2 separate regions of the Homo sapiens genome follow, and region 1 is linked to region 2. The links are chromatin contacts, found by Hi-C or POLR2A ChIA-PET in ENCODE. All regions are on one chromosome and are shown on one strand. The core of a region is the stretch at or near the end of the contact, and the rest is flanking DNA. Distances in the headings are between cores, read along the strand shown.

Evidence for each region. Hi-C counts contacts between places; a loop is a spot of excess contacts on that map. ChIA-PET counts read pairs that join two places held with the same protein, here RNA polymerase II (POLR2A). Pooled maps may share reads with other maps.
Region 1: a loop to region 2 is called in a pooled map, with 2.0 times the contacts of the local background. The contact joins two enhancer-like sites. A Hi-C loop is called at or near these places in 4 of 50 pooled maps. POLR2A ChIA-PET finds 5 or more read pairs at or near these places in 5 of 52 experiments (GM12878, MCF 10A, activated CD8-positive, alpha-beta T cell and 2 more).

The regions. Positions count from the first base shown.
Region 1 is chr1:182,169,485-182,175,672 of GRCh38, reverse strand. No RefSeq gene overlaps it. Among named protein-coding and RNA genes, the nearest start is that of ZNF648, 110 kb to the right of the region's middle. Within about 2 kb of position 4,657, at least 3 of the 41 ENCODE cell types and tissues checked have a DNase peak (open chromatin) inside an H3K27ac peak, as active enhancers do.
Region 2 is chr1:182,247,177-182,252,840 of GRCh38, reverse strand. The region is part of intron 2 of LINC01344 (long intergenic non-protein coding RNA 1344); the gene reads left to right. Among named protein-coding and RNA genes, the nearest start is that of LINC01344, 64 kb to the left of the region's middle. RefSeq lists a silencer at 3,374-3,573 and an enhancer at 3,128-3,629. Within about 2 kb of position 3,385, at least 3 of the 41 ENCODE cell types and tissues checked have a DNase peak (open chromatin) inside an H3K27ac peak, as active enhancers do.

The DNA.
Region 1 (6,188 bases), core at 3,408-5,907, 78 kb after region 2:
CTTCATTTTATGGATAATGGATTAAAAGTCAAAGTGGTTAAGTGACTTCCTCTTTGTCAGTGGAGAACCATCCAGGGTTTTACAACTGCAGAGCCCATTAAACCATTGTCGTATACTGTTGATCCTTGTTCTCACAGATTTCAACATGTTGGGAGGATGACATAGAAACCTGAAACTAAGCATACAGGGAAGTGGGCTCTAGCCTATTTGAAAAGGCTCTGGAGGGCTGGGCGTGGTGACTCACATCTGTAATCCCAGCACTTTGGGAAGCCAAGGTGGGAGGATTGCTTGAGCCCAGGAGTTTGAGACCAGCCTGGGCAACATGGTGAGGCCCTGTCTCTATTAAAAATTAAAAAATTAGCCCAGCATGATAGTGCATGCCTGTAATCCCAGCTACTAGGGAGGCTGAGGCGAGAGGATCACTTGAGTCTGGAAGGTCCAGTCTGCAGTGAGCCTTGATCACACCACTGTACTCCAGCCTAGGTGACAGTGAGAACTTGTCTCAAAAAGAAAAAAAAAGGATAAGGCCAGGCACAGTGGCTCATGCCTGTAATCCCAGCACTTTGGGAGGCCAAGGCTGGCGGATCATGAGGTCAAGAGATCGAGACCATCCTGGCCAACATGGTGAAACTCCATCTCTACTAAAAATACAAAAATTAGCTGGGCGTGGTGTGTGCCTGTAATCCCAGATACTCAGGAGGCTGAGGCAGGAGAATTGCTTGAACCCGGGAGGCAGAGTTTGCAGTGAGCCGAGATTGCCCTACTGCCTGGCCACAGAGTGAGACTCCGTCAAAAAAAAAAAAAAAAAAAAGAAGAAAAGGCTCTGGAAAAACCCTTTTCTACTCTCCCCTCTCTAACCTGTGCTTTTTCCACACAAGCATCCTGGGCTTTTGTAATTAGCAGAATGCTTCCAGACTGATGAGCTGTATGCCTCATCAAATTCCTGATTCCTGATATACAGAAGAGAGACATGAAGGAGATGCTTTTTAAAGAGTGTTTGCAGAAAGCAAGAACATGGCATTCATTCACTTAATCATTCTGGAGCTATTACTAAGCCAAGTCATTGTGTTGGTGCTGAAGATATATTAAACAGACTTGGATCCTATTCTCAAAATGTCATGTTCTAATAATTATCACGTCCTATCACACCTTCCCTGTTGTTGGCCAAATTTCACCTCCCAATCTGAACTGTCATCGTAGCCTGACACAGCCAGCCCTGGCTCTGGGATGACTCTCTGAGTACTGCTTCCCTGATGGGAGTAGGATGGCTGAGGTGTGGCGTTCCTGTGGATTGGCCAAACAATCATTCAGGAAGGAAGGAACTGGTCTCCCCTTTCCTGTTCTCCCTTCCCTTCTCAGTGAACTATAAGGAAACAGTGAAATAGCGGTCTGGGACTAGCCGCAGGGACCCTTAATAAATTGCTTCTACACATCCCTCTTGCTTTTTAATGGAAAGAAAAGGGGTGGAGTAGATCTCTTATACAATTTCAAAATTGAATTGAGTTCAGTTCTGTAAAATAAATTCTAAGTTACATCATAATGGTATGGGAACATAGAGATCTGAGCCAAGGAAACATGAACAGACTGTTCCTAAAAATAAAAAATAAAAAAGTCTTGGTGCAAGAGCAAACATGAACAAGGAGTAATTAGCTTCTCCAGATGCTGGGAGTTACATTTCCCTGAAAAGAAAGAAGTTCTGGAAAGCTGAGCCTTGGCCAGAGGCTCAGGCTGACAGTGAGTCACTCACACAGAGCCTGGCACATTGTAGGCACACTCTGCAGGTGGTTGCAGCTGTCTTGATAGTTACAGAGGACACACTATTCAGGATCGTACCTACTTTAGAGGGAGGATTTCTGAATTTATTTTTTTTTTTAAGTTTTTGTAGAGACTAGGTCTTGCTATGTTGCCCAGGTTGATCTTGAACTCCTGGCCTCAAGTGATCCTCCTGCCTCAGCCTCCCAAAGGGCTGAGACTACAGGTATGAAACAACATGCCTGGCTTTGAATTTATTTGTGAATGAATAAACAAACCTGTCGTGGGAGCCCTTACTCTGTAGAATGGAGCAGGGCTACATGATAATTTAAAAGATACTACATGGCTGTGTCTGCCAAAAAAAAAAAAAAAAAAAAAAAAAAAAAGATGGTTTTACTAAAATTCAGAAATGCATTGAACTTTTTCTGCATTCTGAGCACATGTTATGGTGAGGGCAACAGTGAGTAAGAAATAGTATCTATTTTCTAAAAGCTACAATTTAGCATATGCATGTGTATGTATTATATGTATACGGGTAAAAACTGGTGCCATTTGGAATTTAAATGGCCACTATGAAATGAGAAGGGTGAGCTAGTGGGAATCAGGGGCCTTAGATGGACTCACTGGTTTATTCACTCAATTTGGAATTCATCCAAATCCATCACAATTTGTACTGAGGGGTGGCATGGGAAGGGTCAGTTATAAATGTAATAGGTATTATGAAATAATACATGTAGAGGAATAAAATCTATCACTCCTTGGAGAATCTAGGAAGTCTTTTTGGAAGAAGTTAAATTGACCTGAACTTGAAGGAGAAGTTAGGGCAAACATTCAAAGAAAAGGGAATCCCCAAACAAAAGTAGAAAGCTACAGGGATGGAAAGAATATTTGAGAAAGGGCTGAAAGACCCTGTAGAAACAACAATGAGCTGTTTGTCTTTACTCTGAAGCTGTGAATCCTCAGTGCTCTGGTAAGCAGAGCTACTGCAAGACCTTCATAAGCCCCAAGCATAGAAATTATTATGGTATTTCCCCATATGCTATTTCAAAGTACTAAATTACAAAATAAGGTTAAGTCCAATAAAGTTCTCATTTTGCCCATTAAGAATAGTTTAATCCTTTAAAAAAACCCAAATATCAAATTCTTTTTTAAAAATATGCTTCAGAATCTCTGGTTTGAGATATTATTTAGAATAGGAGAAGCTTTGCTACAGCAAAAATGAACTCTAAAAACTCAATGGTTTAACACTCATGAGTTTGGTCAGGGTAGCCCCTATGGGCAATTCTCCAACTGAATTCCACCTTTTAAAATTTATTTGTAAATTCAGAGATACGAGAGTTTGGTTTGCCATATACTTGCAAATATTCACTCTCCCTTTCATCCAACGAAACTTCCAGAGAGGCATGTGAAAGTGATTTTTAAAACCATATGGTGCACCCTTCAAATTGAAACATTATTATCAACAGTAACAAAGTGGAAAAATGCATACACTTTTAAATTATGTTATCAAGATACTCCTCTCAGCACCTTTATTCATTGGACTTCAGATTGCACTTCCAACTCTACAACCTTCAGCTAAGGAAATGCTCTCAGTTTTGGCTTCCAGGATGCAAGGCTGAACAGACTTGGTCTATGTTCTGGATGAATAAACCAGCGAGTCCATCTAAGGTCCCTGATTCCCACTAGCTCACCCTTTTCATTTCATAGTGGCCATTTAAATTCCAAATGGCACCAGGTTTTACCCTTATACATGTAATAAGGCCTTATATTCCAGTGACATTCTCAAATGAAGAAATGACGTGCCTCATAAATTCAGAATATAATCCCAACTTCAGAAATGTTCAGCAGTAGTAGCGTTGTAGAATACCATTTTTCTGAACTACATCACTGTTACATGGATCCAAGTGACTTTTCCACTGAATTATTCAGAAAATATTTGAGCACATCATGTTTCATACACTGAGTAGTGGACGAAAGTAATAGTTATCATTTACGTATTGCTTACTATATTCTGTGTGTTTACATAAACTTACTCATTTAATTCTCATAATGGTCATATGAGAGAGCTACTAGTATGAGTCCCATTTTACACATGGATAGGATGACTATCTTAGAAAACTAAGGTGCAGAGGCCATAAGTAACCTGATTAGTCTATACCAGTGGTTCTCAGCCCTGGGGTGATTTTTCCTGTCTTCCAGGGGACATTTGGCAATGTCAGGAGACATTTTTAATTCTCATGACAGGTGGTGCTGAGGGACTATAAAGCCTAGGGATGCTGCTAAACATTCTATAGTACACAGAACAGCCCCCACAACAGGAAGAATCCAGTCCAAAATGTCAGTGTTACTGCTATTGAAAAGCCTTGATCTATACCAGTTAGCACATGACATCCTTCTGGCAACTGTTATTAGGCCAATGATGAATGTATTACTTAATTTGGCCCAATCAGACTAAAGGAGGGGCCTTTGGGCAGAGGTTACTTCCATTCATTCTTTCCTACTGGATATGAACAGGAAGTGTGTGGCCAGCTGATATCCAGTGGCCGCCATCTTGTTGAATGAACCCATGCTGAGGACAGCAGACTGGAAGGACAGAAATAACCTCTGTCCCTGATGACATTACTGAATAGCACTGAACCGTATCTTTCCTGAAACCCAAGCCATCTCTGGACTTTAAGTATGTGAGACAATACATTTGTTTGCATTTTTCAAGCTGTGTGAGTGGGAGTTTTCTGTTTCAGGCAGCTGAAAGTGTCATAACCAACATATTTGGTTAATCACAAAGATTTCTTAGAAAATACAGCAAAGTCTCCTCCACGTGGTCAGATTCCTCTTCTGAAACTTATGCTTCTCCTTTCTAGCTGTACTTCGTCTTACGAGAAAATTAGGAGACAATGCTGTCAGCTAGGTTCTCCTTCTGTCTGAAAGACTACATAAGGTTGAGACTTCCTGGCACCCGTCGACAAGCAGTTAGAATACATGCCAGAGAAGGAGGGGAAGGCCAAAGGGGGATGCTGCCATCTATATGGAAACATAGAATAATAGACACATGGAAAAAACAGAGGGAAATGAATTGCTGAACTCTGTGGTAACGACACTCTGTTTATCGTAATAGATAAAATGGAAAAGAGGAGCTGGATATGTTTGGAGGAGATGAGCTTGGGAAGGAAGGCCATTCACGGTGTCCCAGGTGACTTGGGACAATGTATTGAAGGAATTGGAAGAGATAATCTTTAAACATTGTTATAGCCTAGCATTTTATCATTTGAAACTAACAGAGATGCCAGCCTGAACTGTTTGGCACTCATACAGCATCCTATGGACTCCGATGGTGGCAGTGCCCATTATTTATTCTGGAAACCACAATCTTGTTATTGCCCAAGTACCTGTATGAGGTAGCATAGAGGGGCCCACCTCCTTTTAGATCATTAGGCACATCTTTAGAAAAGGGAGGTAGAAGCTAGCTTGCCTTAGGAAACCTGAGAATGCCTTAAAGGAAGTGTGTGGAATGAGTTTCTTAAACATCTATGGCACATTAGGGAGTGTTCTGGAGCTGCCATAGACAGGTATCATTTTGTTTTGAATGTGAATTATTAGTTTTTTTTTTCTTTTTTTTTTTTTCTTTTGGAGACAGGGTCTCACTCTGTCACCCAGGCTGGAGTGCGGTGGTATGCTCGTGACTCACTGCAGCCTCTACTTCCCTAGCTCAAACAATCCTCCCACCTCAGCCTCCTGTAGCTGGGAATACAGACACACGCCACCATGACCAGCTATTTATTTTTATTTTTTATTTTTTTGGTACAGATGAGGTCTTGGCATGCTGCTCAGGTTGGTCTCAAACTCCTGGCCTCAAGCAATCCCTCCACCTTGGTCTCCCATAGCCCTGGGATTCCAGGCATAAACCACCACACCCAGACTTAGTTTGGTGTCTCAGCCCTGGAAAATATAATAATTTGAACATAATCTGCCAAAAATAACGTGTATTTATGGTGCCTGGTACTTGTCTCTACATTATATGTGCTTCCTCATGACATTCATGATTTCAATGAATGTCAATTCCCATTCTGGGTTTGACTATGAATAGCCAGTAAGCACACATTCCCCAGGTGGCTAACTTCCTCCAGACCTCTCTGACATGCACAGAAAAAAAATCAACAGAGAAATCAGGCAAGAGGTGCGAACATTCTGTTTCCCAGATCCCTAGACAACACAGCAAGAAAGACAGAGTTAGAAGCATGGTTAAGTGGGTGCAGAAGGCTCCAAAAAGTACAGGTGACACCACGTGTGTTCAAAGATTTCCTGACTTTAAATTCTCTCTGAAAAACTAGCATAGTCTATGGACTCCTCTCATTACTGAACTCTTTAGCAAGACCACAGAGTTTCCTGTTTTTGCCTTTTCCCCGATTTCCCAAATTAGCTTTGATTTTATAATTTTG
Region 2 (5,664 bases), core at 2,136-4,635:
CCTTACATATGAATGAAAATATGCAGTATTTGTCTTTCTGTGCCTGGCTTATTTTGCATAACATAATGACTTCCAGTTCCATCTGTGTTGCTGCAAGTGACAGGATTTCATTCTTTTTTATGGCTGAATAATATTTCCTTGTGCATATATGCCATATTTTCTTTATCCATTTATCCATTGATGGACACAGGTTGATTCCATATCTTGGCTCTTGTGAATAGTGCTGCAATAAATATGGGAGTGCACATATGACTTTGATATACTGATTTCCATTCTTTTGGATATATACCCAGCAGTGGGATTCCTGAATCATATGGTAATTCTATTTTTAGTTTTTTGAGAAATCTCCATACTGTTTTCTATATGGCTATATTACCACACATTCCCACCAACAGCGTACAAGGGTTCCTCTTTCTCCACATCCTTACCAGCATTTGCCACTGTTTCTTTTATTTATTTTTTAACTTTTCTTTATTTATTAATATTAATTATTTTTTTGACGGCTCTCACTCTGTAGCCCAGGATGGAGTGCAGTGGCACGAACATGGCTCACTGCGTCCTTGACCTCCCAGGCTCAAACCATTCTCCTGCCTCAGCCACCTGAGTAGCTGGGAATACAGGCACACACACCATGTCCTCCTAAGTTTTTGTAGAAACAGTGTTTTGTCATATTGCCCAGGGTGGTCTTGAACTCCTGGACTCAAGTGATCCACCCACCTCGGCCTCCCAAAGTGTTGGGATTACAGGTGTGAGCCACCATACCTGGAATATTTTATTCTTTTAGAGACAGGGTCTACCTCTGTTGCAAGGCTGGAGTGCATTAATGCAATCATAGCTGACTGCAGCCGCAAACTCCTGGCCTCAAGTGATCCTCCTGCCTTGACCTCCCAAAGCACTGGGATTACAGATGTGAGATACCATGCCAGGCCTATTTTTTGTCTTTTTGATAATAGCCATTCTAACTGGAATGAAATTATATCTCATTGTGGTTTTGATTTGCATTTCCCTAATGATTGATGTTGGGCATTATACCTGTTGGCCATTTGTATATCTTCTTTTGAGAAATGTCTATTCAGGTCTTTTGCCCATTTTCAAATTGGATTATTTGTCTTTTGCTATTGAGTTGTTTGAGTTCCTTCTATATTCTGGTTACAAATCCCTTGTCGGGTGGATAGTTTACAAATATTTTTCTCCCATTCTGTAGGTTGTCTTTTTGCTTTGTTGATTGTTTCCATTGTTGTGCAGAAGCTTTTTAGCTTGATGTAATCTCATTTGGCCATTTTTGCTTTTATTGCCTGTGCTTCTGAGGCCTTATGCAGATAAATCTTTGCTCAAACCGATGTCCTGTACCATCTCCCCAGTGTTTTTCTTTTAGTTGTTTTATAGTTTAAGGTCTTACACTTAAGTCTTTAATCCATTTTGAGTTGATTTTTGTATATGGTAAAAATGAGGATCTAGTTTCATTATTCTGCATATGGATATCCAGTTTTCCCAAAACCATTTATTAATGAGGCCATTCTTTCTCCAATGTTCTTGGGGTTTTTGTCAAAAATGAGTTGGCTGTAAGTGCATGGATTTATTTCTGGGTTCTCTATTCTGTTCCATTGGTCTATGTGTCTGTTTTTATGCCAGGACCATGCTGTTCTGGTTACTAGAAGGTTTCTGTCTTTTTAAAAAGCCCACAGAAAATTTAATGTGCAGTCTAGGTGGGAAACCACTGAACCAGACCTTTACCTATTACTAGGTGATTCCTGTCCCCATAGAAGAAAATACACTTGTTGTGACTGGGGATGAGGTGGGAGGCAAAGATACAAAAACCACCAGAAACAGGCTCTACAGAAACCAGATAAATGAAGGCATATTTTCAATGATACCCCGTGAGTCTCTATATTCAACAAAGATCCTGTGAACCTTTCAACACACACTATTGTATAAAATCCACATTTCAAGCATTAATGTCAAATTGTTTATTAATAGACTGTAAAAGTAAGGATATTGTTTTAAAAATTTCTTTGATTTGAGTTTCTTAAATGGGCAAGAAAATTTCCTATTAGAGCTTTGTTCTGTTTCTTACATCAATGAGTTATTTAACTGAAATTCTTTTTTATCTTTAAAATGGAGATAATGATTATTTTAATAACTTGAAAGTAGTTGTGAGGCCAAATTAGACAAAAGCACTTTTCAAAGAGCTAAACATTTATATATAGTACTATTATTATTTACTATTATTTCATTACATTTTCATTCCACATATGACTTGACTCAGTGGGCCTTAGTCTTGTTTTTCAAAAGGAGAATTTGGGAAATTACTCTGGTTATTATAATCTATCTTCTTAATGTCCTTATTTTTATTTTGGTTAGCATCCTTAGTAGCAAAAAACTAGCAGAAGTGCTAAATAGGTGACCCCCACCAAGTGACTCACAAAGGCAAAGTATTATAAAGGGTTCTTCTCTCCTAGGTTATTTAATAGTACTTTTTCTGACCCTATCTCTACTCTCATACTATGAAAATACTCATTTGAAGGCCCAAGGAAAAGCCAGTGATTTTAGTACACATGATCACAACAACAGAGCTGTCCACAAAGGGCTGTTGTCAGCACAGAGTGAGAAGGTGAATACGAAAACACTTGGTAAACTATGAGGTGCTGGGCATGGTGGCAATGGTGGTGGTGGTGATGATGGAGATGATGATGTTAATGACAATGACACACACCAGTTTGCTAATCCTGCATAAATATGTAGGAACATGAACTACTGGTCCCCACTAGACTAATAGGTGTACCAAGGAGATAGGACAGCCTCAGTAAAAAGGATAAATCCTGTGGAGTGAAGCCAAGGACTGACCAGCTATGACGATGATAGTTCTAGGTCTCCACCCCATCCCTCTCCAACCTAGGAAATGCCAAACAACTTCTATAGCAGTCTTCATTGGGTTTTCTTCTGCATGTTACTATTTTTTTTTTTTTTTTTGAGCTGGAGTCTTGCTCTGTCACCAGGCTGGAGTGCAGTGGTGCGATCTTGGCTCATTGCAACCTCCGCCTCCCGGGTTCTAGCAATTCTCCTGCCTCAGGCTCCATAGTAGCTGAGATTACAGGCATGTGCCACCACGCCTGGCTAATTTTTTGTATTTTTAGTAGAGACAGGGTTTCACCATGTTGGCCAGGATGGTCTCGATCTCCTGACCGAGTGATCCTCCCGCCTCGGCTTCCCAAAGTTTTGGGATTACAGGCGTGAGCCACCGGGCCTGGCCTGCATGTTTCTTCTTAGCTAGTTCACTCGAAGCTTCATTATACATGCCTCTTGCTTAACTAAGCTCCTCCTCTCACACCATCTGGGCAGGTTCCACCCTGGAGACCTTAGGATGGGACGCAAACATTGTCAAAGGGCGGAGTGCAGGAAGGCAGGGGCGGCGGCGAAGGTCTGTTTACTGATCCTCTGGAAAGGTTCATGAATTACTTGTTCTTACCACCGACTGACTGCTCATTCTCTCACAGCTAAGCGCTCATAAAAGAGCCACACTTTTGAGAGGAAATCTGTGAGCTAAGACTAAAAGCCAGGATGCTTGTTCTGAGTCAGAAACTTTCAATGTGACTGCAAGAAAGTTAGTCTTAGGTTTCTCGCTTGGTAAATGGGAATGACAGTACCTACCTTTCAGAAGTTATAACCTAGAAGTTCATAGGTTGAAATTTTGTTTACAGTTGTATTTTAAGATTTAAAAAAAAAATGCTTTAAGCAGGACATATATTCAGACAGTCCTCATCATTCACTCCCTGTTGTTTTCCCAAAGTATTATCTAACTCAAAGCTTTAGTGAGGGGATACCTTGAGGTAATAAATGGAATGCCCAGGGGTTCATTCATTCCTTTAGCAAACATTTCACTGCTTACTAAATCCCAGAACCTAACCCAGCAAGGGCCCGGGGTTGCGGGGAGGAATGAGATGCCGTGGCCACCCTGGGGGAGTTTCCAGTTTTGTGGGGAAGGCAGACACAGAAAAGCACTGGAAATAGCAAACTAACGCAGGAACAGAAAACCAAACACCTCATGTTCTCACTAATAATTAGGAGCTAAATGATGAGAATTCATGAACGCAAAGAGGGGAACAATAGACACTGGGGTCTACTAGAGGGTGGAGGGTGGGAGGAGGGAGAGGAGCGGAAAAGATAACTATCGGGTACAGGGTTTAATACTGGGTGGTGAAATAACCTGTACAACAAACCCCCATGCCACGAGTTTAGTTATATAACAAACCTTCACATGTACCCCTGAACCTAAAATAAAACTTAAGAAGAAAAGTACATGCAGTTACCCCGAGTGCTCAGAGAAGGCAGCTGCAATTCCATTTTGGTGTGAAGATTTAAATGACTTCATAGGGGAACAGGAGTGGGAAAAATGGAAAAAATTGGGTTACAAACTAAACCAATGTGAAAGATTTATTAACCTTCCAAAGAAGTTCACTTGTTTTTTTTTTTTTTTTTTTGCAAATATAAGAAGTATCATTATCTCTTTTTTAAATATGGGGAAAGATGGTACTAAAATGATGTGAACTATATATAGGGTCAAGACAAAGAACATCTTGGCAGCCTAACTCCTAGCGAATGCTCTTTAAACAGTGCTCCTCAATTCTTGCACCTGCCTAAAAGTTGCCTTAACTTCTTCACCTCTTCTCTCTCTCACATTTGTATATCACCCTTCTCCGGGAATTTTTTTTTTTTTTTTTTTTTTTTTGAGACAGTCTTGCTCTGTCACTCAGGCTGGAGTGCAGTGGCATGATCATGACTCACTGCAGCCTCAAACTCCTGAGCTCAAGTGATCCTCCCACCTCAGCCTCTTGGGTAGCTGGAACTACAGGTGTGTGTCACTATGTTCAGCTAATTTGTTTTTGTTGTTTTGTAGAGATGGGTCTCACTATGTTGCCCAGGCTGGTCTCAAGTTGTCTCAACTCCTGGCTCAAGTGATCCTCCCACCTCGGCCTCCCAAAGTTTTGGGATTATAGGTATGAGCTGCTATGCCCAGCTTCCTCTCTTTTTTTTCCCCATGCAGATGTGGCCCAAGTTCTGCCTTCTTTCTCCCAACTCCATCACCTTCCTTTGACTCCCTCTGGGTATTCCTTTCAGGCTAAGCAGGTGGCTGGCTGTGAAATCAGGGAAAATAGTCACTCTCTCTAGCATCACAGCTTGTGGGGGCCTATGGCCATCCCACGCTGGTCTTATCTTTGAGGATTCTTCTGAGAAGTCCCATAGCTTCAGTAGCAGGTTTGAATGACTGAGGGGACGATTCTTTTGTTTCTTTAGGTCTCAGTGGCTCCTCTCTCTAAAGAACTTACATTGGATTGAGAAAGCAGAATCATCTCTATCTTGAGTGACCATTCCCGACTCTAGAGGGGACTTGATGTCATTCCTTCTTCTTCCTTTTTTTTTCATCAGAGTCTGGCTCTGTTGCCCAGGCTGGAGTGCAATGGCGCTATCTCGGCTCACTACAACCTATGCCTCCCGGGTTCAAGCAATTCTTGTGCCTCAGCCTCCAGAGTAGCTGGGATTACAGGTGTGTGCCACCATGCCCAGCTAATTTTTGTATTTTTAGTAGAGACAGGGTTTCACCGTGTTGGCCAGGCTAGTCTCAAACTCCTGACCTCAAGTGATTCTCCCTCCTCAGCCTCCCAAACT